3 separate regions of the Mus musculus genome follow, and regions 1 and 3 are each linked to region 2. The links are chromatin loops, found by intact Hi-C in ENCODE. Cell type or tissue: left cerebral cortex. All regions are shown on one strand.

Region 1 (8,000 bases), 330 kb before region 2:
TGTTTCAGACTTTATTTCAAGGGTGGAGGGGAAAATGAGTTTTAAATACATCTGTAGCTACCTAGACATAGATTATAATTTTGAACTTGAAGTCTAACACAAAATATGGTGCCAATTATATCAGATATATTAACTATTGATATTTTAATAATTTATGGTGATATATAAACTTTAAATTTTTCAGTTATTTTATTAATTATTAAAAGTAGACATCCCTTTTTTCCTTTTGCCTGTAAAACAAGTCCATAACAGAGCTGTTATACGCAGAGCTGGTAAGGTGCAGTTTACTAATCAGGCAGGCTGCATCCAGTCATTCACAACGTAAGCACCCAGTCCCAGTGAGCAATGCTGGGAAGGACACTTCGGACATTTCACTAAATCACACTCCTATGCGCTGGGCAGCAGAATAATGGGAGACCAATCTACCTCTCATAAATAAAGCAAAGGACAAGTTCTTTGGGATAGACAGGAATTGTTTAAAAGGACCATAGTACATGGCAGAAGTAAGACAGAGCACTGTTTTCTTAGCTCTGGTAACTTTCCGAAGACAAGAAAATTAACTTAGCAAACCAGATTTTAAAGTAAAACTATGCATGGTATTTTTGCAAGAAAAAAACAAAGAAACCATACAGTATAAAATGTCTATTTTTCACTAGAGATGCTATCTAGAAATTATCTTTTATGTAAGTTTACCAAATACAGTGGGCTCTGACACTTTCAGTTTTCTCCTAATACAAAAGTATATCTGGAATTTTTAAAATGCTTTATTGATTTTTATATTTCGAGCATTGGTGTTTTGCCTGTGTGAAGGTGCCAAATTGCTTGGAGCTGAATTAGTCAGTTGTGAGCTCCCATGTGGGTGTTGGGAATTGAACCCCGGTCACCTGGAAAAGCAGCTAGAGCTGTTAACCAATGAGCCGATCTCCAGTCCTGTAACTAAAATTGTTTAAAAACTGTAGACCCATGCCGGGTGTGGTGGCGCACGCCTTTAATCCCAGCACTCAGGAGGCAGAGGCAGGTGGATTTCTGAGTTCGCGGCCAGCCTGGTCTACAAAGTGAGTTCCAGGACAGCCAGGGCTACACAGAGAAACCCTGTCTCGAAAAACCAAAACCAAAACCAACAACAAAAAAAATTAAATAAATCCTTTAGTTACAAAGGCATCAATGTGATTTACTTGGGATACCTTGTTATAAAATGTTACATAAATTTTACATTCCAAAAATTAATTTTTAAACATGAAAATAAACATTTTCTATAAAAATTAGTTTGAATATATTCTTACTTTACTTCCTTTGCTAGAATTTTGCTATAGATCAGAATCATCAAATTCACAATTAGATATGATTTTACGTACCTCATAAGAACTTGGAAGTTTTAGTTTTAAACTTAGAAACTTTTTAATAGTTCCTACAGTAACTCGTGTAGAACAGCGAATAAATTTCTTCATGAGACCCTAAAGGAAACAAATGACAAATTAAAGACTTTCACTTGTTTTTGCTAAAACCTTCAACCCTTCTGGTATGGAGGCATATTCTTGTGATCCCAGCATTCAGAAGGAGGAGGCAGGATCTGAGTTTGATTCTGCGTGGGTTGCAAAGTGAGACGGTCTCATTAGACCACCCCAAACCAACTAAGCCAAACCCAACCCAACCATCTAAACTAAACCACAGCCAAAGGCATGCTTTTCACTATCTATTGAGTATTTTCTAAATGCAAAGCAAAAATGTTCAATTCTCCTAAGCAAAATGTTCCTAATTATAGCCTGTTATTTACATGACATTCTTCAAGAATATCATTCTAGCGTGTGAATTAGCAAAACCCTGTCAAGTACGCAATCTGTCTTTCTCTAACATGTTTTTTTTTCTATAAAGAAAGCAGAGTTTAAGTAAAAGGACACAAAATATTTTGTTAAATGATGTTACTTCTGAAAGCAGGAGGCACTTGTTAAGTATAATGGAGAACCTAAAAATAACTTCAGAGACAGAAGTAGTTTGACATTAGCCTTGGGAGAGTTCTGGATACTGCATCTGCTCCATCCACAGCCGCCTTAGTACCTGCAAGCTATACAGTGTGGGCTCTGGGTTGAGGAAAAACACTCCCCAGGGACAGGCTACCGAACATTACTGTACATCACTAAGTTCTGTATGCCTTGATGTGTCTCTTGTTTTACATGAAGAGTGCTTCTGATTCACTCTTTAAGCTTGAACAAAGCCCCCCACCCCAGGTGACCTGTACTGCCTCCCACAAGTTATTAATAATTCAGAGTTGTCAAAATAGTTAAGGGAACATTTTTAGGACATGACAAAAGAGTGTTTCTAGAATTCATAATTCAATAGACTGACACAAATCTAACACAATTCCAATCTGTATTATGTAAAAGTTGATTTGTAAATACTTAGAAACAATGAGCACTTTCTCCAGGAATATTTTATAATGGAACCAAATGAAACTTGCACTGCTTCCTGGCTGTGTGCACCTGAGAACTACTGTAGAGCCAGCTACAAAGAGGGCAACGACGGTCGGGGGCAGAAGACAGGATGGTGGAGAGGAAGTAGGAGCAGAGCTTCTCATTCTTTCTTTCCTGACATATGGAAAATGGAAGCACTGTGATACACACCAGGGGCTCACAAGAGACTGCCGGGGAATCTGTGCCTAACCCTCCTTGCTCAGCTATCTGGAAAGGATCAGTATTTCTGGTATATCTGCATATCAGAAGATATACTGCATAGATACAACTCAATGATTCTTCAGTTTTGTGTTTAGTATTATGCTTTAATCTCTACCAATCAGAGGAATTGCAAGCATGATTTTAACTTCTTAAATTGAAATACAACACCATAAAGTCACTGTCTAAAATGAACAATTTAGTAGTTTTTATAAAGTTGTTCAACAATTACAATATCTAATTCCAAAATTTTCTTTTCCTCCAAAGAAATCCTTTACACACGAGCAGTTAGCAGTTACTTCATATTCCTGTTCCGACAACCCATCTAGCAACTACTCATGTGTTGCAAGTGACAGATCTTTTTCTTACTAGTTATATTAACTACCACATAATGAATTCATTTGCTTACTATAGTCAAATATATTCATTGCTGAAAGATGCTGATTAAATGAAAATCTAAGTTAAAATTATTTGTTTTTAATTTCCCAATATAAAGTACCATTATTAGTAATATAATAGCAAAGAAATTCAACCCAAAAGAGCTATAGATTAGCATAGATGAAGAAAATTAGAAACAAAAAATAAATATGAACTTGTGCATAAAACAAAGTACAGAGAAAATCAATGCCCTCAATGACTAATAAGTGCTTGGACAAAGTGACAAAAGACTACTTAAGAACTAAAGTAGTAAATATTTATATGAAAGCTGCTGCCAACTAAGAAACCAGGACACGCTAGATATTCAAACCCCAAGGAAAATAAACCACGGAGGCAGCAGTGAGCTTTCAGATCTAAGAGTCAGAGCAATGTTTAGGAGACAGGATGAAGAACAAGGATTATGTAGACAATAATAGAAGTCTCTAAGGAGTTTATCCACTCATAGACACTTGATAACACAGCTTTACTTCAAAACCTACTCTTCTCTTAATAAAATATATTAGCCATGACATGAGGCTTATAGAGTTTTAACTAAAAGCAGAAGACTACACAACATGATTGAGGTTAGGCCTGGAGAGACGCCTCAGCAGTGAAAGCCCCAGCCCTCTTCCAGAGACTCAGGTTCAATTCCCAGCGGACACCCACAGGGCAGCTCACAGCCACCTGTGCTTCCTTCTAGGGGTTCCCACACCCTCTGCTGGCTTCCACTGTCATCATCACGCATACGCATGACACACAGACATACATGCAGGTAAACCACCTACACATATAAAATAAAATTAACCTCTAAAAATAATAAGTTTAAAGATAATAAAATGGTTGGAGACACAGCTTAAATCATCGGTCTGAGTTTTGGCTGCTGCATTATAAAAATTAGCCACTAGATGGTGGCACTGGTCTGGGAGAACTGGGCTGGGAGGACAAGCTACCAGGAAAGCAACACTGGCTATTCCCAGATTTGGAATTTCAGAGAATGGTATTCAACTGCATTACATTAACAACAACAACAACAACAAAGGTAAAAGAAATGAATTCTGCCCACTCACCTTCACTACGTTGTCCCCTGACTGCCCATTATTTCGTAAACAGTCCAGACAGATAGCAATTTGCGGGTCACTTCTATGATAGTCCTTATCATCTTGGTTTTCATCACCTTCCTCATCTGCTTTAGACTTGTCAACCTTCGAAATATCATCTGTATAATTGAAGCAAGACTCATGTAACTCAAAGTTTAAAGTCAAGCAATAATATGGCACTCACCAAAGCAATGACCAACCTAAAATATTTCATAACCTCTCTGAAGACTGACTGAAAATATCAATACTTTCTGAAACCCTTCAACAAAGTCAACAATGGAAAGAATATCCATCAGAGGCCATCAGAAACTTAAAACAGCGTAATATTTCTAGACTTTTTGTATATCCTGGTTTATGAATTTTATCTTACTTTTCCTATTTTATCCTTTTAAAATATTATTGGATTTGGTCTTTAATTTGGGGTGAGTTTCACTGAGCTTCATGTCTGGTTTATAAAAGACAGTATCTGTACATGGGTTTAGTGTAAATGTGGGAAAAGAAAGAGCCTTCTTCTCACCTTTGTAACATACAGAGTAAGATTCGGGATTAAGAAATATTCTAGATTAGCTATATTTGGACACAAAAAAGTGCAATTAGTGGTTAAGACACTTTAGAAGGCAAATAGGATACAAAATTCTTCCTAATTCAATAAAAGATGTGTTCAAATTAAAACTAAGTTGGTATCCTAAAAGTTCTCAAAACTTGAAATTATTTATAAAACCAACTACAGAAAAAATAATTGTAAAAACACGCTTTATAGCCACTTAACATGTTAAAAATTCCATTAAGAAAATTTGAATATATTTCCTATAACAACATTTACTTATACTGTTACATGAATACAACTGTATCGACTGACGTATATGGAATAGCTTGGACAACGCGTTAGACGTGCAGTGTGCTTAGTCTGAGGTAACAATAACACGATTAAAGGCATGAAGACCGAACAGGAGATACCCCCCGCCATAGGCTCATGTGCTTGAATGGCGGTGCTGTCTGGGAGGTTACGAAGCCTTTACGAGGTGGAGCCTCGCTGGAGGAAGTGGGTCACTGGGAGTGGGTCTGGAGGTTTTACTCCCCAGCTCCACTTCCTGGTCTCTTCTTTGTGACAATGGATTCAAAGTGACCAGGAGCCTCCTGCTCTTGCTCCCATGCCTTCCCTGTCATAACAGCATCCCTGAACTGTCAGTCACAGAGTAATCAACTTCCTTTCTCCTTCCCTTTCCATCTCCTCCTGGCTGCTTCTTGTCACAAATACAAAGAGTTACCATTCTCATCATTATGGTGCTAGAGCCCAGGAAAAGATAAAAGGGCAAGTGCAGGGTGAGGGATAAATGAAATACACAGCTAGGTAATTCATGTATCCTCATTTACATAGAACCCATGTACAGATACTGTCTTTTATGAACCAAACACCTAGATCAATGAAAAGCCTTCCCCTCTTCAAGTTAAGTCTAACTATTGAAGCCATTCCGTATCCATCTTAAATGGCACTGATTTTATGAGACTTTATAACTCATAAAAACTCCTATGTGAACTGAGAGACTAAATTCACATATGCACAGAGGCCACTTTGATTTTAGAATCCTGAATGAAGTCTGTGTGTAAAAACATGAAGAATGATATTACTTTATAGCTAGATATCCTTTTTGTGGCTAACATAACAGCCACTCTGTATGTACATGCATACACATACTCTGGCCAGTAATACGTTCCACTCTGCTGAAATTGTTGTTGTTACTGTGTGTAAATGTGTGCATGGATGTGCATGTGTTCATGGAGGCCAGGAGTCAGTCAATCTTGGATGTTCTTCCTCAATGCTATTGACCCTGTATTTTTGAGGTGGGGTTTCTCACTGGCCTGGAACTCAACTATTAGGCTGGGCTGGCTGACCAGCAAACCCCAGAGACCGGCCTCTCTCTGCCTTCCCAGTGCTTACATAAAAACCGTGTGTGCAGATACACATGTGGATGTCAGAGACAAATCTCTGAAGTCAGTTTTCTTTTGTCATCTTCAGGGACTGAGGGACCAAAGAGTCTGTGCAAAACACTTGTACCCACTGAGCATCTTGCTGGCCCACGCCTCTTTGTACATGACTTCTGGGGATTAAACTCAGGTCCTCGTGCTTTTGAGGCAAGCATTTCACCCAATATGCATTCCAGCTCTCTCGCTCTCTCTCCTCCTCCTCCTCTTCCCCCTCTCTCTGTCCATCCATCTCCCTCCCAGCCCTGCTGAAATTATTATTACCTGGGTCTCCAAGTAGAAACTTGGACACTGAGTCTGGTGACAGGAACATCTTGATGAGTACACAGAGACACTTGCTGACAGACCTAAGACCTAAGCCTGAACCACTGTTCCCACCTGTGTTCCCTTCAGAGCGTCAGAGCACAACAAATCCTGACCTGGTTCTCAGCCACACTCCACCTTTGTCCCTATTAAAGTGGCGTAAAGTGAGGTAAGACTGAGATGCTCTCAGGATCGAGGTGCACACGAAGCCTGTTTCTTACCTCAGACCTTTTCCTGTCTTGAAACTATGGCTAGTATTTCTATCCCGTTTTCTCCTTCCTTTTCTCCCCAAAGTCCAATGTCCTCTTTCCAATTACCTTCAAGAGGAGTCATGCAGTTCTGCATAGATTCAGATAAACTCTCATGCAGGGCTGCATGAGTCTTGCACAGGAAAACGTTGAGTGTGGAAAGACATTACTCTACCAACATAACAGAAAGCAGAACACGAGAGAAGCCGTCAGACAGTTACCTTGCCCATTTTCTTGAGGTTTGTTTTTCTTCCAAAATTCCAACTCACGCTGAAGTTCTTCTAATTTGAAGGAAAAAAATATGAAAACCATAGGAACATGAACTCTTTAATGGAAATACAAAACCCTAGTCTGTAGAACCCAGGGAACTCACGTTCTCGTAGTCCAGGCACTAATTTAAAGATAATTTCCTCCAACGTGTTATCCAGCCTGCAGAGGGTAGGCAGTGGGGATAAACAATGATGATATCAAAACCCAATATGCAAACAGTTTGTGATTTCTTACACATATTAGGAAACACAGGCAGACGATTTGAGTGTATTCACTACACTACTGTTGCCTGCCAACAAAGCACACTTACTTCAACAAGCCTTCCTCTGGTGGTATTCTTTTTTTTTTTCCCTGAGACAGGGTTTCTCTGTATAGTCCTGACTGTCCTGGAACTCTCTTTGTAGACCAGGCTGGCCTTGAACTCAGAAATCCGCCTGCCTCTGCCTCCCAAGTGCTGGGATTAAAGGCGTGCGTCACGACAGCCCGGCCTCTGGTGGTATTCTAATGCGAAAAAATAGTCCCAAAGTTCCCAGCCTTCTGTAGATGTACACTCTGCGCCTTTGCCATCCTTCCCTTGTTTAAAAAGTAGATCCCAGATCTGGGAGAACTCCCAATTCCAAGAATAAGAACTACCCTGGAAAACTGCTTAGACCAAAAAGAGTGTTGGACAAATGATACTGAGCTTGGACCTAGCCTTAGGGGGCACTGCACTTCCTTCTGTGCTCCATGGAGAGCAGCAGGAGGGCCTACATCACTCCAGGGCCAGTCCATCCCAACACATGGCGGACACCGCAGGCAATTCAAGTTGCAGGAGTGAGCAGAGCTAACTGCGGGCAGACTGCTCATTAACCCACTCCAAAGGTGAAGAGCGAGGGATACCTGCCTGCCAGGAAGCATTAATTTAGGTGTGCTTTGTCATGCAGCAACAGCTAACATTCTCACTCTTCAAATCCCGACAAGAATTTATCATCTTTTCTAAAATCAAATGCTCCCCATTTCCTTCTCTGAGGAATTCA
Region 2 (8,000 bases):
AACAGTTTTCTAAGGACATACACAAGTACAGCCATTCAGACACTCTTTAGCTGAGATGTTTAGTGGGAATCTCAGAGGTGACCCTCAAGACCAGGAACACTCAGTTTCCCATATTTTCTCAGGTGTTTAAAACAAAAGACCCACCCCTCACCCCGGACAAGATTCTCCATCACACTACCTTGCTTGTGTTTTTCCTTTCCCAAATAGCTTGAATCCACAGCCATCCACTGGGCATGTCGTGGAGGAAACGCAGATGTCCTGAAACTGTTGCTGAACAAAGGAGCCAAAATCAGTGCCAGAGACAAGGTATTTCCCAGTCCTTCCGTAGGCTTCTGTTTCCTTGAGAGTCCTATCCGTCCACGGAGGTCCTCTGCTAGTCCTTATTCTGTGAACACCTCAGCCACACACCCACTTTGCACATGCCTTGAGGTCTCGGACAGTGTCTGTTCTCACTCCTTCCACCATTTTCTGATTTTTTAAGCTTCTCAGCACAGCGCTGCATGTGGCGGTGAGGACTGGTCATTACGAGTGCGCTGAGCACCTCATCGCCTGCGAGGCTGATCTCAATGCCAAGGACAGAGTGAGTAGTTGACAAGTCTGTGCCAGCGTCAGCTTCTTTGAAATCACCCAGACAAGCTGGGGTATTCTGGCGGGACTCACTTCCTGGCTTCCCATGTCTTATACCAGCTTATCCTTCTTCAAGGAAGGAGACACCCCACTGCATGATGCTGTGAGGCTGAACCGCTATAAGATGATTCGACTCTTGATGACCTTCGGTGCGGACCTCAAGGTCAAGAACTGTGTAAGTAGTCAAATCAAGGGCACAACTGTTCTGCTTTTGAGTTTCCAGAATTCCTCAAATATCTGAAAGTATTATGTCCATGGTAATAACTTTTGAGATACACTGAGGGTTCAAATGTCTCTATTTGCATAAGAATAGCGTAAGACTTGGCATGAATTCAGGTCACAGGGTCAAACATGGGGAAGACTAGAGATTTTGATCTGACCTTGGAGCCTAACAGTTCTTTGAAAGGTTGATCTTGAATGAAGGATGGTCAAAATTGTTGACCTTTAAAATACACATTGTGAGACTGGAGAGATGGCTCAGAGGTTAAGAGCACAGGTTGCTCTTCCAGAGAACCTGAATTCTATTCCTAGCAACCAGATGCTGTCTCACAAACATTTATAATGGGATCTGATGTTCTCTTCTGGTGTGCAGGCATAGCAGTTATATACATAAAATACATAAATAAATCTTTAAAAAAAGATCCCACATTGGATAATTCTAACCTGCCTTGGTCATTCCTGGCTGAAGAGACCCCAGAGCAGGTAGGAATATATACACTAACCTTTCCCCAAATAGCTCCCAACTACCCAGAACTGAAATTAATCATTATCAAATCTGGAGAATTCCAAATAGTCCTTTGCTCACAAGAATGTAAAATGTTGCCATTCCTTCTGGGAGTCACCTTGCACTTTCTGATTTTTTTTTTTAAAATAACTACCATTCATTTTCCACTTTGACTTATATGCATGAGTCTCAAAATAATTTCCTACATTATTTTAAGTCCCAATGTGCTAATTAAACCTCATCTTTATGCAGGAAATGTAAGCAATTTTCCCTCTTGGCTCCAATTCCCAGATAAATATCATCTACCATAGCTGCAAAAGATAAGGGCTCGCTCCTTCCTTTCTCCCTCCCTCCCTCCCTCCCTCCTTCCCTCCCTCCTTCCCTCCCTCCCTCCCTCCCTCCCTTCCTCCCTCTCTTCCTTCCTTCCTTCCTTCCTTCCTTCCTTCCTTCCTTCCTTCTTCCCTTCCTCCCTCCCTTCCTTCTTCCTTCCTTTCTTTTTAATTTAATTTTATTTGCAATTCATTTTTTTACACCCCATATTCCATTCTCCACCCCTCCCCATCCACCCTCCGACTTCTCCACATCCCACACCTCCTCCCTACCCCACCGCATCTCCACATGGATGCCCCTACCCCCACCCCACCTGACCTCTAAACTCCCTGGGGCCTCCAGTCTCTTGAGGGTTAGGTGCATCATCTCTGAATGAACACAGTCCTGGAAGTCCTCTACTGTATGTGTGTTGGGGTCCTCTTATCAGGTGCTGTATGCTGTCTGTTTGGTGGTCCAGTGTTAGAAAGATCTCAAGGGTTCAGATTAATTGAGACTGTTGGTCCTCCTGGAGGATCACCCTTCTCTTCAGCTTCTTTCAGTCTTCCCTAATTCAACAACAGGGGTCAGCTGCTTCTGTCCATTGGTTGGGTACAAATAACTGCATCTGACTCTTTCAGCTGCTTGTTGGGTCTTTCAGAGGGCAGTTATGATAGATCCCTTTTTGTGAGCATTCCATAGCCTCAGTAATAGTGTCAGGCCTTGGGACCTCCCCTTGAGCTGGATCCCACTTTGTGCCTGTCACTGGACCTTCTTTTCCTCAGGCTCCTCTCCATTCCACCCCTGTAATTCTTTCAGACAGAAAAACTTATGGGTCAGAGATGTGACTGTGGGATGGCAACTCCATCTCTCACTTGATGTCCTGTCTTCCTGCTGGAGGTGGGCTCTATAAGTTCCCTCTCCCTACTATTGGGCATTTCATCTAAGGTCCCTCCCTATGAGTCCTGGGAGTCTCTCCCCTCCCAGGTCTCTGGTGCATTCTGGAGGGGAGGGGTGTCTGGAGACATTTTTGAACCTCACCATGACTTGAGGTGTTACGTTATTGTAGGGACCAGGGAATTTTTTTTTTTTTTTTTGACAGCACCACTGATAGTTCTGTGGATGGTAGATGGGAAAGCCAATAAAAGTATCATGAAAAAACAGGGACAGGATAGTTTGAATAAACGGTATGTAGATCACTCATATAAAACCCATATACTCTGATAATATACCTCATTAGCATAGGTGCAGAGAGTGCAAACTGACAGTCACCCGGAAGTCAAATTTCCCTTTCTTCTGTGTAGGCTGGGAAGACCCCCATGGATCTGGTGTTGCACTGGCAGAGTGGAACCAAAGCAATATTCGACAGCCTCAAGGAGAATGCCTACAAGAACTCTCGCATAGCTACATTCTGAGAAAAGAGACTCAACAGGAGCTGTTCGCAGGCATTTTTAAAGCATTTCCCAACAGAAGAGCAACTAGCAATAAAATCCAGCTTTTGTTTGCCAGCCAAATAGGGAGAGATGCTCAAAGAAGCTTCAAGAAAGCACTGGGTTGTAGGTGTTAAAATATCCTCTAGTGATGTTCACCACTTTTATTTATTCCTACCTATTTATTTATTTCATAGCACCAGTATTCAGGCTTTCATGAACATCATTTTGGGGGAGCAAGACTTCATCTGTATGTACATTCAGAGTCTTCCCATAGCTCTTAAACCGTGTGGGTGAATGGTGTCTAATTGCACCCCTTTGTGTTCTCACTTGCATAAAGCTATTCAAGGTACTTTTTAAAAGGCAAGGGTTGATCCCCGCAGCCCTTCTCTGAATTCTCACTGCTGATATCTGAATGAAGCAACAGAAGGCACGCAGTAACGCAGACGGGAACGGAAGCAGTTCCGCAGGACTGGCGCGGAGGCTCGCCACCCACCCACAGATTTGGTTCGGTTTGGTTGTTTACCAGATCACATGATGTCGATGTCCCAAGGTGAAGGCAACGTCAGGAGTGCCGCATGTAGGGAGATGGAGGGAGTAGGCAATGGGGCCAAGGAAAACTGAGTTCGATGAAAGAAGAAATCAAAAGGACACGCGCTGTAAATGTATAAATGTATATTGTGTTGTATGTATATTTTATATTTATAATAAATGCAAACTAATTCTCGGCCGTGTTCTAAGGTTTTTTTGTTTTTTGTTTTTGTCAGATCAGTGGTAGGGATTTCTCATGTAAAAGGGGCCATCTAGGGAGGGGCTCATTTGTCAGTGTTTTCTTGCTTTTTCAGATTAGAAATCTCGGGGGATGGAAAGATGACTCAGTGATTAGGAGCACCAAGGGTCCGAATTCAGTTCCCAGGAGCACAGGAGGACTCGCAGCAATTTGTAAAGAGGGTGGCAGACCTGATGCTCTCTTCTGACTTCATAGGTACCAGGCATGCGTGTGGTGCACATACATGTGTGCAGCAAAAACACTCATGCACATCAGAGTAAAACAACTCTAAAAAAAATTAATAAAAAATTAATAAGAAATGGAGGAGGAAGAGGAAGAGGAGGACCAGGAGGAGGAGGAGGGTGGGAAGAAATACCTTGTAGAAACCAGTCTTGGTACTTATGGAGTGATAGATTACCCAGGGATCTTGATAAACTGAAGAATTGCCCTCAACTGGTGTCAGGTGTGTGTGGGGGGGACTAGTGAATCTGCATTTCTGACCAGCTCCTGCCACTGAATTATGATACAACCCCCCAAAACAAACAAACAAACAAACAAAAACCAGTTGTTGTTTTGCTCCAATAATGTGGAAAAAGAGACCCCTGGTGGGAAGAATGATTACTGCAGGTTAAAGAAGCAATTCTTAAGTTTTCATCTGGGCTTCTTGACTCGCTAATTAGGGGCCTATCAATCACTGTATTGTGGACAGGCGCTGACAGGATCAAAGGCTCCCCTCCTGCCCCCCCTGAGAGAACATTCTGGGTCAATGGCTTTTGACCTCCAGCAGGAAAAGGTTTGTTGCCAAATGTTGAGCGGAGGTGAGAAAAAGATTGTCTCTGAGCTCCTGGAGCAGACAAGTATAAAGAAATAAGTAGGAAATAAACATACAAGCCCAGTGAAGGGAACGGTGGAATGCTCTCTTTGAGCGTCTAAGATGTGGAGGTCTATAAATGATGGAGATGGGGCAGTTATGATTTTTTCTTTTTGGAGGTGGTAAGATTGAGGGACAGTCCGAAACAAAAACAAAAACAAAAACAAAAACACCAAAAAACCCCAAGAAACCAAAAAACCAAAAAAAACCAAAAAACCAAAAAGAACAAGGGTTATTCCAGCCTACATTTCTGTAGGCAGCAGCAGAGCTTCGACAAGCTCAAGGGTGTGGGGAATGTTTGGAACTTGGCACACAGTCTGTGGAAGACACAGGTCAAACTCCAGCCCTGTGCTCTCCTGAAACTCACACCAAGTAGGACTGTGTTCACGAACCTCCTTTTTATACGTGCCTCCATCACTGTGGGAGAGTACAGGCACGGTCTGTAGCCAAGACATTGTTCAACCACACAGTAACAGACACACGTGGGTTGGGCTGACGGCCAGAAATGTTTTTTTTGGGGGGGGGGCCCTTTCTTTCTGTCCCCCTCTCATATGAAGAACCGAATGGCAGATTCATTCTATCAGTTCTTTCTCTCTCTGTCATCCCTCCCTGGCCACCTGGACAGAGGTCTAAGTCAGCGGTTCTCAATCTTCCTAGTGCTGCGACCCTTCAATACAGTTCCTCACGCTGTGGTGACTGCCAACCATAAAATTATTTCATTGCTACTTCATAACTGTAATTTTGCTGTTATGAATCATAAAGTAAACCTCTGTATTTTCCTATAGTGCAGTCGACCTCTGAGAAAGAGTTATTCCACCCCAAGGAGTCATGACCCACAGGTTGAGATCTGCGGTTGCACATTTAAGGTCTGGGCATCCAGTAAATGTTTCCAATACAGACTGTTTCTCTTGCTCATGTCCATATCTGCCTGGTATAACGTGGACATAATAGTATCTGACCAAAGTGTCTTATTTGAGCCTCTTTGCCCCAAAGAGCTTGGGGGTTAAAAGGAGAAAAGACTTAAAAATAAGCTTTGCACTGTCACGTTTAAACCTTTGTACTAATAAAGAAGTAGAGGGCACAGGAGACCTGTAGAATGATAGCAGGTAGACAGACTGGCTCTGACTATGGCTCTATCTTTGTGAGTGGAAAAGAGAAATATCTAAGGGGAAAATTCCATTTCTTCCACACCGATAGGTCTCAGAAGCCCCTGTCTCCCCCTGAACCAACTCGTTGCTTATTGTAAGGAACGCGGGACCAGGGAGGCAAAGCTACCCACCGGTGCACCAGCTTCCGAGCCGCAGCCATGTAACCATGGAAACCATTCCATTTTGTGTGTGTGTAGGGGGGGGGGGTCGTGAATGAGATAAGGTAAGGGAGGTAATGTGTAAACGCCTTAGTTATGATTGGCTGAAATTTGTTAAAAAAATCCCTGGTCTGGTGGCGACTCACTCAATCCAATGGAGACGTCGTGCTGAGAGATGAATGCAAGTGGACGCCCAGTGCCAAAGGAGAACTCGCCCGCATCGGGTGGGTCCAGCTCAAGTGGGAACCCGAAAAGCAGCAAGAGACATCGCGAGCTTACCTGACGCTCGCTGCCATCCAGCCAGGCTACGACATCAGCCAGATCGGTGGTTAGTGAAGTGTGTGTGTGTGTGTGTGTGTGTGTGTGTGCGTGCGCGTGTGCATACTTATGAATAAATAAACTGTTTTAACCTTTCCTTTGAGTTCCAGGATTTCCTTTTTGCCTCTGTCATTAATCCCGATTCACGACAGTTTCGCAACACTTATGGTCTTTTTTTTTTTTCTTGTGTTCTCTTTGTCACAGAAGGACATATTTTACAATGGAGAGTTCTGGAAGTTATTCTTGACTTTATTTCCACTCAGAGCTTTTGATCGTGACCAAGTTTTATCAAACACGCTGACTTCTAGTCCGCTCTGTAATCTGTGCCCTCCAACCTAGGCAAAGCCTGAAACATCAGGATTACTCAAACATCCTTCTTTGAAAAACAAAAAAAAACATGTCTATCTGTGTGTGTGTGTGTGTGTGTGTGTGTGTGAGAGAGAGAGAGAGAGAGAGAGAGAGAGAGAGAGAGAGAGAGAGAGAGAGAGAGAAACCATGTGTATTCAGAAGCCCAGAGGCCAGAAGAAGGTGTAGGAGCCCCTAGAACTATAGTTACAAGTGGTTTGAGCCACCCAGCCTGGGTGCTGGGAACTGAACTCAGGTCTTCTGGAGGTGACGCAAGTGCTCTTAAGTTCTGAGACCCTCTCCAGTCCCACTTCTCTGTTTTTAGTTGTGGCCAGAAGTTTCCTAAAATGCAAATCTGACCCAGCCAGTCTCTTTCAAATCCTTCAATGTCGTCGTCGTCCCATTTCTCTCGGGATCACATGCAAACCCCTTGTCTTAAGATATCTTTAAGCTTTGGCTGCTGCTATTCTTTTTCAGTTCTGGGGATTAAAGGCAAAGCCTCTAGGACACAGGCGAGTGCCCAAACCTGATCGGTACAGCACCCCGCAGCCCCACAGTGCTCCCATGCCCTGTTCTGTTCTCTATTGTTGCTTTCTTGTATCAGGATCTCCCTAAATTGACCTGGATGGCTTTGAACTCTTTCTGAGTTTAGGCAATCCTTGAATTTGTGGCTTTCTTACCTTGGTCTCCTGAATAGCTGGACTCTAGGGCTGTGCCTCCAGACGTGGATCAGGAATCCATCTTCTTCCAACACTGGTTGGTTACATGTGTGCGTGTAAGTGCCACAGCACAAGTCAGAGGGGCATTTGTGATAGTCAGTGCTCTGCTTCCAACCATCTTTTTAAAAACCTGCTTCTTTCATCTGCTTTCTTTGGGCCTTTGGCTGCTGCACCTGGTCACCTCCTCTCCCCTCTCTCTTCTCCTCCCTCCTCTCCTCACACGGCTCAGGGCCAGGTCCACTCTGGACTCTCCCAGAGTCCCTGCCTCTGACTATGCTCTCCCACATATTTATAATAAACTTTCTCTTTCACCAACCTGAGAATAATCATGTTCTTTCCTTTTAATTTTCCTTTATTAACAACTTACTTCAGATGTCTTAATTAACCCTACTATTTTGTTTCAATGTGCATGGATCATTTAACTAATTTTTGTTGAGTGTTTAAGTTAATCTTCCCATCATCTTACACACTGTAGGAGTGAATATCCATATAGGTGCACTCTTTCTACCCAGCCAGTTCTTTTTATTCTTTTTCCTAAAACAGGGAGGATCTCACTGTGTAGCCAAGGCTGGCCATAAACTCAAA
Region 3 (8,000 bases), 810 kb before region 2:
ACCAAGTTTTGCCGTGAAATGGTGGTTTGGGAACAGACTTTGATACTACGAAAGAAAAAGAAAAGAAACTCGCCTAGAAATTCAAAGAGGGAAGAGAAACCAAAGAGGAGCAACGTGGTGAAGAAAAAAGAAAAAAGGAAAAAAGAAAAAAAAAAAAAAGCCAGATCGAACGCGCCGAGTCACATTTAACCAGGAGAAAAAGCGCTTCGTGAGCCGACTTCTCCGGGTAACCCGAGCCCAAAGCGCCTGCCAGCCGAGGGAAGCCTCGGAAGTCTGGGCGAGCGAACGAGAAGCAGCGCTCACGCCCCGCACCGTCGCGCCGGGAGCCGACCGACAGCCTCGCCCGCCCGCCCGCGCGCGCTCCCCGTTAGCTGACGGGCGGCGACACCCACCTGGAGACCGCCATGGCCGGCGCCGGCGGTTCGGAACTCTCAGGGAGCTACACGCCGCGCCGCTCCGGCGTTCGTTTCCCGAGCAGAGCGGCGCAGGCCCAGGCCGCCGGGCGCAGGGCGGCAGGCGGCGCGGCGTGGAGCGGCCCGCACGGGCCTTCCGGCATGTGCCGGCCACCGGAGCTCGTCTCCGCAGCGACCAGGGTCCCACACACGGGCGGAGGCGGCGCCGCTCTGACCCGCACCACTTCAAACCGGGTGCCCCCAGCCCCGCTCTCTGCTGACGCAGACGCCGGCACGCCGGACTTAGCGTCTGCACGCCGGAAGTGACGTCACCGGCACGTTTTCCCCCCCCCCCCATCCCCACTCCCTGCCGGCGAGCGGAATGTAGCAGCGCCCCGCGGCAGTGGGAGCGGGTTGGCAGCGTGGATCGGGAGCCCGGCTCCCAGTCTTTAAGATTAATGGGAGAAACGGAAAGAGGTCTTGATCTTCCAGAGAGCGATAAAGATCACCTAGCTAAAGTTCCGAAAGTTCCAAACCTCGGTCTCTAAGTGCTCTCTCCATCCTGACCCTACTACCCAGCTAGGCGGCTTCCAAACAGGAACAAACTGGAGAAAGGAGACTCCGGCCCAGGTCGCGATGCTGTGGGCGGGATGAAGTCAAGAAGGAAACACTGCCGAGGGCTGGCTAGGGTGGTGCAGGCCTATAATCCTAGCACCTGGGAGGCTGAGGCAGCAGATTGTGAAATTGGGGGTCAGTCTGGGCTACAAAGCAATCTCCGGGCCAAGAATTTGCAGTGTGGTTCCGCGAGGAAGAGGGTGGGAGGAGGCTCAAGTGTGTGTTTACTATTATTTACCATTAAGTTCTGCATAAATGGTGAAGGGACTGCTAATGATTTTGCCTAGGCCTATCACCCTTCTTCCCGTCTTTTCCTCCTTCCGTCCCTCCACTGCCAAACACTCCTCTGTAAACTACCATAGCCTTAGAATTTGTTTTTAATGCCAGTAGTCAAACTAGTATTTCTCTAGTTTCGGCAAGCCCAGTTTATAGGCCACTGACAGATTAATCATCAAAAGCACCTGTCCTGTCGCCCTTCCTTATAAAACATGCCCACTAGCTTCTTGTTACCTATTTAGAAGTTATGTCTCAGGCTTTGAGTCTGCTTGTCATCTGTATGATGAGAAGCACTGTAAAAGGTTGTGGAAGGTGGGGAGGGATGTCATGAACCCAGGAAAGTTCACAAGAACTTGGTGAACTGTAAAATAGATCTGTATAGGAAAAGATGAACTAAGTACTTGCTAAAGTATTGCACAGGTGACTAACATTACCCCTTACATTACAAGGCAAAGCTATAAAGTAGTGTGATGTTTTTCCACGGTGGGGCTAGAAGCCCAGGATTTGGGTTCTATACGAAGTATAGAAGAGTGTTTTGAGCAAGAGAAATGATCTAGTTTACATTTTCTATATGTTTTCCCTAGTATCAAAAAATATAGGTCCAGGGCTGGAGAGATGGCTCAACAGTTAAGAATGCTGGCTGTTCTTCCAGAGGTCCTGAGTTCAATTCCCAGCAACTACATGGTGGCTCACAACCATTTGTAATGGGATCTGATGCTCTCTTCTGGTGTGTCTGAGGAGAGGGACAGTGTACTCATATAAATAAAACTATATATATGTATATATATATATATATATATACACATATATACACACACACATATATATGTATGTATACACACACACACACACATATATATATATATACATATATATATAGTCTAAAGCTTTGAAGAGAGGAAAGGCCTATTGTTATCAACTTGGTTTTTTTCCCCAAAGGCAATAGATTTTTAAAAAATGTGTATGTGTGTAGCTTCTGCCTACAGAGGCCAGGGGGCCAGAGACTATCTAAAATTCCTGGAGCTGAAGTTACAGGTGGTTGGAGCTTCCTGAGAGAATTGAACTCAGGCACTCTGGACCAGTCATGTGCTCTTAACTACTGACTTTGATTTCATTTTGTGTTGGTTTGGTTTTTGTTTTTTAAAGACAGAATTACTCTGTGTAGCCCTGCCTGTCCTGGCACTCCCTCTGTAGACCAACCTGGCCCTGACCTCCTGCCTCTGCCTCGTGTGTGCTGGATTTAAAAGTGTGGTGTGCCACCACCACCACCACCACCCTGGCTGAACTGGCTCATTTTTAAGTCCTTTCTCATAACACATAACAACTATGTGTCCAAAGAACTTTTATAATATCACTAAGTTTCATTTCTACATCTGGGAAGTGAAGAAAATAATGGTGCTGATGGAGTTGGTAGGGACTAGATGGGAACACACAGCACTGAACCAAATGACTGCCGAATAAGCACTCAACCCTACTCATTAAGCCGATGAGTCCAGGGACTGGCTCATGCTAGGCACAGTGCGACTCTGAGCTAAACCTCCATTTCTGATGACTCCTTTTGTTAACAGCATAGCCTTGAACGAGTTACTTAATTTCTGTATCTTAATTCCTCAACTGTGGAGTGGGGAAAATAACACTAGTTCACAATTTTTGACAGTATGGTTGTCTGAAGTTACACATAATGGAATTGAAAAGAAATCTAGTGCATTATAGCACTTATGATACCAGATCCCACCAGCTTCTAGGTCAGTGTTCTATAATGAAATACATTTATAATTCTATGGCATGCTGACTTTGAGAAGCATGGCACTGACTACTAGACCTATACATTTCTTGAGGATCCATGTATATCCCCAGTTTATAGTGGCTGTAGAAACACACTCTGCCTTACTCCCCTGATTTGATACCAGCTCCACTCAGTCCCTGAGCCAGAGCCACCTCTTGAAGTTCTTGGAACCAATGGTCCCTGCCTATAAGACCTCTCAATGCGAGGGAGCTGCCCCCTTACAAAGCCAGGACCTTGGCCAGGCTCAAGTGCTTGACAGATTACCAGAGATTGTGCTTTGGGATCTGTGATGGTGGTTGGAGGGGTTAAGACTAAGGTGCTTGTGCTTAGTAAGGGGTGTGAACGCCCCTCTATTTGGCTACCCAGAGCTAAGGAACATGGGCCTGGCCAGACCCAGTACCTGCAGCCTTGCCATCAGATATTAGAAGGGACAGCAGTGAGTTAGAGGGAACCGCTGGACTGGAGACAGTTCTCCAGGTGGACTCAAAGGCTCTGCCCCACCTTCTCCAAGCCTACAACCTCTTTCTTCCTAAGAGGCAGCTAGAATGCACTTGGGAGAAGAGAGAAGAAGGTCAGTCAGGGCCAGGAAGGAAACTGAAAGGGTAGGAGGACATTAATGGAGGAGAGTAATAAAGCCACTGTATTCACACGTGAAACTCAAACACTCAAGAGCATAGTCTGGGAGAGCTACAGAATAAAAAGGAATGTCGAGAGAAAATTCCACAAACCACCCCCCCCCCCCAGCAGCAGGCTCAGACAAGTGGAACCCAGAACACTTGAAATGTACTCTCAGAGGAGGGAAGAGTTGTTATTCACAGCCCAGGGCTGATGGGGTTGGACCTCCCTTGGAAAGATTTTATTTCTAGTCCTGTGTATGTGTGGCAGTATGTACATGTGAGTACAGGTTCCACCAAGGAGAGAAGAGGGTGACAGTGATGGGCCCCTAGAACTGGAGTTCAGGTGGCTTTGCTGCTAGGAACCCAGTTCTGCTTCTCTGCTAGAGCAGTACAGTAAGCACTCTTCACTCCAGCTATAAAAGGTTACCTTATGCTATTTTGTGGTTTACTTCTTTACTAGTTTTTAATACAGTCTTGCTGTTTCTCAGGCTGACCTGAACCTCACTATGCTGCCCAGTCTAGCCTTGAGTGTGTGCTTCTCCTGCCTCAGCCTTTAGTGTTGGAATTACAGGCATGAGCCACCAGGCTACTCCAGCTCTGCTTCGTTTACCATGCTTTTGAACTTATCTTTTTTATTTATTTGGTTTTTTGAGACAGGGTTTCTCTGTGTAGCCCTGGCTGTCCTGGAACTCACTCTGTAAACCAGGCTGGCCTTGAACTCAGAAATCCGCCTTCCTCTTCCTCCCAAGTGCTGGAATTAAAGTCATGCACTACCACTGCCCGGCTCTTTTGAAGTTATCCTGATTTTTCTGTGTGCCCTTCCCTTTTCTTCTTGATGTTTGTGACATCTGTGGATCTAGCTCATAATTTTAATGTAATTGAGAATAAGGCCACAAGATGTCAGACTTTAGCTGAAAAATCTATCAAGAGCCTTCCAGCCCTTGATAATATCAGAGCATTTGGTGGGCAAGGAGGTGTATCTGTAACTACTTTTGGTACTTTACATGAGAGAATGTTTTTCTGAAATATTTATTTATTTATTTATTTATTTATTTATTTATTTATTTATTTATTTATTTGGTTTTTGAGACAGGGTTTCTCTGTGTAGCCTTGGCTGTCCTGGAACTCACTTTGTAGACCAGGCTGGCCTCGAACTCAGAAATCCACCTGCCTCTGCCTCCTAAGTACTGAGATTAAAGGCGTGCACCACCACCGCCTGGCTTTCTGAGAAATTTAAATACATCTGTGAAATGTATTATGAAACTTTCGTTAAGAGTTCCTGTTTTTTTATCATTAGTGTTCCTTAATGTCATAGGTACCAATATGTTTTTATTAAAAATTTAACTGGTATAGCCAGGCAATGTGGTGCATATCTTTAATCTCAGCACTCTGGAGGCAGAGACAGATATATCTCTGTGAGTTCGAGGCCAGCCTCGTCTACAAATCAAGTTCCAGGACAGCAAGGGCTATTACCCAGAGAACCCTGTCTCAAACATGAAAAAAACAAAACAAAATGGTATAATTAATACCAAAATTAGATAAGGAAATTAAGTGCTGAGAGGTGAAAGGCCTTGAACACACTAAGCAAGTCCTCTACCAGTGAGCAACATTCCTGTTCCCTAGAGAAATAAAAGCTGTAACAAAACAAATCAAAACCACTTTATTATTACTTGTGTATAATGGAGGGGCTTGTATGCACTGATCAGAGATCACAGGACAACCTTGTGAAGCCATTCCTCTCTGCCCTCACATGGGTCTCCCCAGCCTCTTGGCAATATACTCTTTTTTTTTTTTTTTTTTTTAAAGATTTATTTATTATATGTAAGTACACTGTAGCTGTCTTCAGACACACCAGAAGAGGGCATCATATCTCGTTACAGATGGTTGTGAGCCACCATGTGGTTGCTGGGATTTGAACTCTGGACCTTCGGAAGAGCAGTCGGGTGCTCTTACCCACTGAGCCATCTCACCAGCCCCGGCAATATACTCTTAAAGTAAAAAAAGACCACATACTATGGAGCTAAAAGTGAGATGAATATAAAATCCCAAAGCTTAAAAATAACTTTGCTTAAAATACAAGGTCACAGTCAGATACACAATAAACTCAAGATCCAAGAGACCCTGTTTTTAAAAAGGGAGTCTTCTAAGATGGCTCAGCAAATTAGAGACTTGCTGCTAAACCTAACCACCTGAGTTGAATCCTTCAATTCTTGAGACTTGCAAGGTGGGAGGAGATAGTAGACTCCTGAAACTTGTCTTCTGACTTCCTCACGTATACTGTAGCATTTGAGCACACACACCAAGTAAACAATAAACAAATGTAAAATTCTCTTTTTATTTTATAAATGTTATATATATATATATATAAACCTTGGGCTGGCGAGATGGCTCAGCGAGTAAGAACTCTCTTCTGATGGTTCTGAGTTCAAATCCCAGCAACCACATGGTGGCTCACAACCACCCATAATGAGACCTGATGCCCTCTTCTGGCACATCTGAAGACAGCTACAGTGTACTTATATATAATAATAAATAAACCTTAAAAAAAAAACAAAACAAAAAAAATTTGCAGGTGGGTGGCGGTGGTGGCGCTTGCTTTTAATCCCAGCACTCGGGAGGCAGAGGCAGGCGGATTTCTGAGTTCGAGGCCAGCCTGATCTACAAAGTGAGTTCCAGGACAGCCAGGGCTACACAAAGAAACCCTGTCTCGAAAAACCAAAAACAAACAAACAAACAACAGCAAAATTAACCCAACCCAAATTCTATCCTCCTACAGAGGCATACAAAGAACAGATTACTACTTAAACATTACACCACTTGAATTTGTATTACTTTTCTACCACAAAGCAAATCATTCCTTTTAGGACCTTTGAGTTCTGAAAAAATATTTAGAACTAATCTATCATATCCCAAATAGTTAAAAACCAAAATGTCCCTACTTGGATGTACTGATGAAAATACAGAACTGAGTGACATGATAAATAGAAAGACTGAAAATAGTGGGGCCTTTGAGATGACTCAGTAGGCAAAGGCACTTGTCACCCCACCGGGCCCTACAAACTGAGTTGGATCTCTGGGGTACACACACACAGAAGAAATACATGCAATGCAAAACGAAAAAAACCAAAACAAAACAAAAAAAAACCTGCAAATAGCATCTGGTTCTGAATATTATTGTTTCATTTCATCTTTCTTAACTATATATAGACCAGATAAATATGTACAAGTTTCAAAAGGAAAGAAAGTTTTGTTAACATTTGTCTTATTTTCAGCGGTGAGAGCAAAATACAGCATTTTATATTTCATGTCACATGGCTGCTTCTATCACTTCCGCGTGCTTCTGCACGCGGGTGTATCTTCTGTGTGTGTTAGCAGTGGCCGAAACCTACTGAGAGAAGTCTGGGAGGGGCATGAAGGGGGAGGCCCCTTCTGTCCCATTGATAACAGGTTCATTCACAGCCGTTTAAAACAGACTAATCCCTTATGCAGTCATTCGCTCTACTCCAATAGGGCCCTTCCACCTCTTCTAGAATTCGGTAAGCTAAAAGTACATGTATCCGATTAATCTGAAATAATTTTGTAGACAGTTTGGTGACGGGTGGAGGGTGTGTGGTTGCGTGATCATTAAACTTCATTTTTCTATTTTAGTGAATGTTAAAAAACGATTCCTTAAACATTAAGTTGTTCCCTTAGGACAGACAGCTCTTTAAAGGGGCTTCTCCCTGCTAACTGAGAACACTGGTTTCGGGAAAGTCCGGTCAGGAGAGTTGGCAGGTTCCTGTGTCCAGGGAGAGGGCTGAGCGGGACTCATCCGTAGCCTTCATTCGCAGATCCTAGGATGCTCCTTGCCTCCTGTTGCCTGCGCTGAGGTCCCAGGAATCCCAGAGTGGCATGGCCAACGCGGGCATGAGTCCTCCGAGGCCGCGGGCGTCGCTCTCCCCGCTGACGCTGCTGTTGCTGCTGGGAGGCTGCCTCCTCTCGGCTGCCGGGAGGGACAAGGGGGCAGCAGGCAGGGAAGTGACCCGGGCCTCCCGACCCACGGTCGGCTCCTCCGGTCGCTTCGTGAGTCCAGAGCAGCACGCGTGCAGCTGGCAGCTCTTGGTACCCGCCCCGGGGACGCCGACTGGCGGAGAGCTGGCCTTGCGCTGCCAGACCCCGGGCGGGGCGAGTCTGCATTGCGCCTACCGCGGGCATCCGGAGCGCTGCGCGGCCACCGGCGCCCGGCGCGCGCACTACTGGAGACGGCTGCTGGGCGCGCTGCGCAGGAGACCACGGCCCTGCCTGGACCCCGCGCCGCTGCCGCCACGCCTGTGC

Evidence for each region. Peaks named below come from ENCODE experiments on the same cell type or tissue, not always from the same donor. Only the 100,000 strongest peaks of a DNase experiment are listed, where the experiment ranks them.
Region 1: a loop joins it to region 2, with 8 times the contacts of the local background. A loop is called at or near these places in 29 of 42 quality-filtered maps.
Region 3: it touches region 2 in a loop (4-fold over the local background); 3 of 42 quality-filtered maps call a loop at or near these places.

What each region holds. Positions count from the first base shown.
Region 1 is chr19:36,436,298-36,444,297 of GRCm38, reverse strand. Pcgf5 (polycomb group ring finger 5) reads right to left here. Exons shown (of 10, transcript NM_001368691.1): 4 at 7,088-7,143; 5 at 6,936-6,995; 6 at 4,151-4,299; 7 at 1,356-1,454. Among named protein-coding and RNA genes, the nearest start is that of Pcgf5, 31 kb to the right of the region's middle. In left cerebral cortex, a CTCF peak has its summit at 3,975 (motif pointing right); a DNase peak (open chromatin) is centred at 3,993.
Region 2 is chr19:36,107,779-36,115,778 of GRCm38, reverse strand. Ankrd1 (ankyrin repeat domain 1 (cardiac muscle)) reads left to right here. Exons shown (of 9, transcript NM_013468.3): 6 at 208-306; 7 at 482-580; 8 at 704-802; 9 at 2,962-3,814. The coding sequence ends at 3,072. Among named protein-coding and RNA genes, the nearest start is that of Ankrd1, 8.1 kb to the left of the region's middle. In left cerebral cortex, a CTCF peak has its summit at 4,463; DNase peaks (open chromatin) are centred at 3,577 and 4,456; H3K4me3 peaks cover 788 bases; H3K27ac peaks cover 496 bases.
Region 3 is chr19:36,918,794-36,926,793 of GRCm38, reverse strand. It overlaps Fgfbp3 (fibroblast growth factor binding protein 3), which reads left to right and starts at 7,195. Exons shown (of 2, transcript NM_028263.1): 1 at 7,195-7,222; 2 at 7,517-8,000. The coding sequence starts at 7,578. It overlaps Btaf1 (B-TFIID TATA-box binding protein associated factor 1), which reads right to left and starts at 715. Exons shown (of 38, transcript NM_001080706.1): 1 at 393-715. The coding sequence starts at 406. In left cerebral cortex, CTCF peaks have their summits at 557, 790, 4,586 (motif pointing right) and 7,644; DNase peaks (open chromatin) are centred at 710, 4,580, 7,220, 7,657 and 1 more place; H3K4me3 peaks cover 2,657 bases; H3K27ac peaks cover 2,403 bases.